Regions from separate parts of the Mus musculus genome. Here region 2 is linked to region 1. A link is a contact called in ENCODE Hi-C or POLR2A ChIA-PET data. All regions are on one chromosome and are shown on one strand. The core of a region is the stretch at or near the end of the contact, and the rest is flanking DNA. Distances in the headings are between cores, read along the strand shown. Region 1 has its middle 11 kb from the start of Gm39286. Region 2 overlaps Gm31718 (a long non-coding RNA gene).

Region 1 (2,721 bases), core at 99-2,598:
AGAGAGGGAGGTACCATTTAAGTTTAAGCCATCAGACCCTAGCCCATATTCTTTGTGTGTGTGTGTGTGTAAAACATGGGTACGCATATATGTGTGCATATGTATATGTGTGTATATGTATATGTGTGTATAGGTATATGTGTGCATAAGTATATGTGTGTGCGTATGTATATGTGTGCATATGTGTGCATAGGTATATGTGTGCATATGTATACGAAAGTTCACTTGTCCCTGTCTATGTGTGTGGAATCAAAAGGTCAATGTTCTGTGCCCTCTATTGCTCTCCACATTACTTTTGAGTCAAGATCTCTCCCCGAACATGAAGTGCAATGATTAGCTAGGATGGTTGGCCAATGAGCCTGCCTCTCAGTACAGAGTTTCAAGCCTTTTTGCAGAGGTTACACTGCGTACCCAGCTCTTTGCATGGGCACTCTTGAGATCCAAACCTGGGTCTTCATACTTTCACGGCAAACACTTTAACAACTGAGTCACGCCTCCCAGTCCCCGTTCCTTACCAGGAGGCACATGCATACAGGGAAACCCAGGGAAACCAATCAGTGAAGACACGAATCACAGTGGGCAGGTGGGGGTCTGGTGGAAGCTTTCTCTCCAGTCACCATTCTTACACGTGCCATCTCTTTCCTACTGCAATGTCTGGGATTCCTCTGGGCCTTGGAGAGTCCCAACCTCACCCCAATGGTCCACAACCTCAGCAGACACCACAAGAGAAACCCCCTGGGGCTAACTGGATGGCTTGGTTTGCTGCTCACCCCTTGACTAAGTTCCTTCTCAAGCTACAAAGTTGTGGTTGACCAACTCTTCATGGCTTCCATGGCTTTTACTTTTTATTTATTATTTATTTATTTTTATTTTTTTGGATCCACTGGCTCTAGGGCACAGATATATGGTTCATCAGAAAATAAAATGAAATTTTACACATAGAACATCTCCATTGAAGTTAACCTAATGAAGGAGTTCTTTAATTCCTGCCCCCTCCATTTATTTTTTTTTGTTAATGCTTTTAGAAAATATATTTAAAATCCTCCACCCCCCACAACCACACAAATGCAGTCCTTGCTTCCAAAGTCACAGGTGGGTCAATGTCAAGCTGCTTTGTGGGCCTAATGATATGCTCAAGAGACTGTCCATGAATACCTCTGAACGGATTATTTTTAGAAAGTATTCACCTCTTCTATTTGCAGATCGTATTTTTATTTTATTTCCAATGGCGCCATTTATTCTCTAAGGTCACTGATGAAATAAGAAAGCCTGCACAGGGTAGAGTATTGATACCCAATGAAAATCAGCCTTTGGTCCCCAGCAGGAGGTGCCCTGTAGAACCCTGCTCTCCAGGAGTGAGCACAGCAGGGGGCGCCCTGCTCTCCAGTGTTTCAGAGGGACTCCTTGTTACCCACGTTCACATAATAACGGAAAATATTTATTTGGTGTAACCCAGCAAGCACCCTGTTGCCACACACCTAGTGCCTTTTCAGATCAGAACCCTGTCACAGAGACTGCCTGATTCTTAGCTCCTCTATGGGGTGAATACTCGTTGTTTTGTTGTTTTAATCATTAAGACAACTAAGTGTACATGATGCCATGAGATGCTCATAGTCTAGGAAGATTCCCCAGCCCTGTGTGTGGCAACTGCTGTGTGAAGCATAGGCAGAGAGGTGCGTTCCTAATGGAACTTAAAACTTCAGGTCTCAGCACAGAACTCTCTTGTGTCTCCATGAGAACAGCCTCTGGCTGTAGACACACAGCCACAGGGAAAGAACAGGAACTTTCTCTCAGAAGTTTGAACCAGGAAGCCTTGTGTGCTCAGTGTGCCTTTGATTTCCATCACAATTGCCTCTCAAGGTGCGAGCCAAGTCTCCAGGCAGGTTGTGAGTAGGATTCTAGACACACAAACCTCTTCAGTGTCCCATCCATGTGCTGCAATCGCTGTTGAAGCAATGGCAAGCTGTCACTAAGGCCTGAATGAGGGAGGTCCCTATCTCCCCAGGATAGGCACAATCTGCTCCAAGACTGCTGAGAGAGAAATGTCATCACACACACACACACACACACACACACACACACACACACACACAAACACACACACACACACACACTGTATTCCTTCTGAGACAGGAATGCGCTATGTAGGGCAGGTTGGTCTTGAACTTAAGACCCTTCTGCCTCCACAGTGCTGGGATTCCAGGCATTAGCCACCACACTCGACAGAGAATTAAAAAAAAATAAATAAATAAAATAACACGGAGCTTATTTTTGTTTCTCTCTCCCCCCAACCCCCACCCCAGTACTGCAGAGCGTTAAACTGAATAATTCAGAAAAATGTGAAGTTAACTGGGTAGCACCTTAAACGCGCTCTCTGGCCTTAAATTGTTTCTACATTATTTATGCCCGACTGGACAGCCAGCTGATCGAGCGCCTGATCAGACTTGGGAGCTCCCGCGTGGACTGTGTCCTGAGGATTGCTTCCCAATTGCACTTTGAACATGGTCCAGCATGGGTATGCTCTCTGCTCACACGGACGTCCTTTTGACACGTATGTTTACAGCATCAGCATGAAACATTTGGCTTATTATAGCTACAGCCCTAACCCCCCTCGCCCCCCACCCCCACCCTCACCCCCGGAATGATGGTTTCCAAAAACGGAGTGACATTTGGGCAGCTTTTGTCCGGAGGCTTCTGTAAACTTCACAAATCCCCCTCCTT
Region 2 (2,700 bases), core at 57-2,556, 310 kb after region 1:
GGTTGAACACAAGCACACAGGAGTAGAAAAAGACAATAAGGTTAATCTTGAAGGACTTACTAAGAAGGAAACTGCAGAATCCCATGGGAAAGAAACAGCAGTTAGAAAGATATAGGCACACAGAGCTGTGTAGCTTGCCAACATGGCCTTCAAGTTGCTGGGTTGTGGGACCCTGGGAAGGTGGAGCTGGACACATGGATTTGCTCCATGATGAGTGTGTGTGTGTGTATGTGTGTGTGTGTGTGTGTGTGTGTGTGTGAATTTATCCTGATGGCATTTGGTCAAGTGCTGATGTATTTTCTCAATCAATAGCTTAAGTTTCACCCCAAACACTTAGGGTAGTGAACCTGGACAAGCACTGCCGTCTTCCCTCCTTAAAGTGCCAGCTCCCCATGTTCAACGATGATAATAAGGTCTACTCTGGGGACCACTAAAGAGCCTAGGACAGACAACTTTTTCCTTTTTCTAAAGGAGTGTGTGTGTGTTCATGTATATGGGTTATTTGCCTACACACACACACACACACACACACACACACACAATTATGTGTATGTCTGATGCCCTTGGAAGCCAGAGGAGCATTTAGTCCCCTAGAACTTGAGTTAAAGACAGTTGTGAGCTGCCATGTGGGTACTTAGCATCAAACTCGGGTCCTCTGGGAGAGCAGCAATTGCTCTTCATTGCTAAGCCATCTCTGCAGCTCTCAGAAAACATTTTCTGAAAAGATAGTAAAGATTTTAGATTTGACAGGCCACACTGTTTCTCTAGTTCCTACTCAACTCTCAGTACAACACAAAAGCAGCCATTGACAACCCACAAACAAGCTCTAGAAAAACTTTAAATATAAAGACAGCTGGCTTCAGGCCAGCTATGGCAGGTGGGTAAGAGTATACCTATCTCTGTTTCAGATAAAAAGAAAAGCTGCCCTCCCCTGTTCCTGCTTTTAGCACCTTCTTCCTCTGCACACAGACACATCCCTTCTTCTCACTCCATTGAAAGCTCTCTGGTAATATCAGAGCTTCCCCTTCATCTGAGCTCCAGAGGACTAAGAAGAATACAGAGAATTTGCCAGGCAGAGTGAAAACACCCTTGCTCGAGAGCCAAGTATTTTAGCAATCAATCAGCCAGTCAGAGAGATGTCTCCGTGAGCACATGGTGATGCTGTCCTAGAGCACATGGGAGATGGCTCCTCACCAAGAGCGTGTGGGTGAGTGAGAAACCCCCCTCTTCCCTGCTGCCTGGGTCCCAGTCTCAGCTGTGTGTAATCCTTGAGAGTCACATTTTCCATTTGCCAATCTGAGTGATGAGGAAATTCTGCTAAGTGGCAGCATCTGTGTGTGCACCAGCAGCAAGCATCTGAGCCAGGAATTCTAGGAGATCTCTGGAAGGAAGCTGTGCACGTGAGGACGAGCCTCGAGTCAGCCTAGCTGTAGAGGAGGGGTAACCCACATGGCGATAGGAAGTGGGTGAGATGGGACAGGAAGGGAGACCCTGAAACAGAAATGGAGGAGACAGTTGTGTGAAGACTTTTGGTATTTTTGCTATTGTTACGAGAAAGGGATGATCCGGCCTGTGGTGAGATCAAAAGAGGTAAAAGGTCAGAGTTGGCAGGGGCTGAACCTGGAGCTCTGAATCAGTGGGCTGGCTGTTGCCACTGGTTGATTCCACCAGACAAAGTAGCAGTGATTTCGACTGAGGACCCTGGCATGGCTGATAGAACTGGTATCATCAAGTCTCAAGGGCTTAGCTGGTTGTTCTTGAAAATGCCAGATGGACTAGAGAGAGATGGATCAGTGGCTAAGAGGGCTTGCTGCTTTTCCAAGGACAAAGTTTGATTTCTATGCACTGGGAGGCTCACAGCCACCTGTTATGCCACCTCCATAAGTTCCAAAGACCTCTTCTGGGCTCTTCTGGAAATTCACAAACATGACATACATGTGAAAACTACACACACAAACACACACTCACCCACACATGGTGCACACATACACACATACAGATAGACACACACGGCATATACACATGTACACAAAAACACTCACACACATACGGCATATATACATACTCACATTCATACATATGGAATACACATACATTCATACACGTGGCATATGTCTGTGGCATATGTCCACGGCATACATACATTCAAACACATGGCACACACACGTTCACACACACACGTGCATGCACACACACAAAGATAAATCTTTTTAAAAGAATGTCAGGAACTAATCCAGACACATGTTGCCTGTAATCACAACACTCAACATTTGACATGCTGGACCAAGAGGATCTCCAGTTGAAGACCAGCCTGCCTACATGGCAAGAGCGTATACATTCATCATGTTGATGTGATAAGAGGCAACACTTGGAAGATGTGCCACACTTGGAAGAGGCAACTTAAGGGAAGATTTTACTTTGGCTCACAGGTTCAGGGCGTACGGTCTATGATTGTCAGGAAGGCATGTGGTGGGGGAAGCTCCATCTGTGGCGGTGGCAGCTTGTGCCATGGTTTGTTCACATCTTAGAGGATCGAGAAGCAGACAGACCCACCTGGAACCAGAGGTGGAAATCACCTTGGAGGCCTGCCTCCAATGATGACACTTGTACTAGTTAAATCACAACACCAAAGGTTTCACAATAACTCAGACTATCACCACCAGCTGGGGACCAATACCTAACACATGAGCTTTTGGGGTC

What was found. A loop is a pair of places that touch in the nucleus more often than their neighbours do. ChIA-PET counts read pairs that join two places held with the same protein, here RNA polymerase II (POLR2A).
Region 2: a map of T-helper 17 cell shows a loop between it and region 1 (2.1-fold over the local background). The contact joins two enhancer-like sites. A Hi-C loop is called at or near these places in 1 of 37 maps with a recorded cell type or tissue (T-helper 17 cell). POLR2A ChIA-PET finds 5 or more read pairs at or near these places in 2 of 5 experiments (Patski and embryonic stem cell).

What each region holds. Positions count from the first base shown.
Region 1 is chr8:126,581,328-126,584,048 of GRCm38, forward strand. No RefSeq gene overlaps it. Among named protein-coding and RNA genes, the nearest start is that of Gm39286, 11 kb to the left of the region's middle. Within about 2 kb of position 1,349, at least 1 of the 3 ENCODE cell types and tissues checked has a DNase peak (open chromatin) inside an H3K27ac peak, as active enhancers do.
Region 2 is chr8:126,894,030-126,896,729 of GRCm38, forward strand. The region is part of intron 1 of Gm31718 (a long non-coding RNA gene); the gene reads right to left. Among named protein-coding and RNA genes, the nearest start is that of Gm31718, 13 kb to the right of the region's middle. Within about 2 kb of position 1,307, at least 1 of the 3 ENCODE cell types and tissues checked has a DNase peak (open chromatin) inside an H3K27ac peak, as active enhancers do.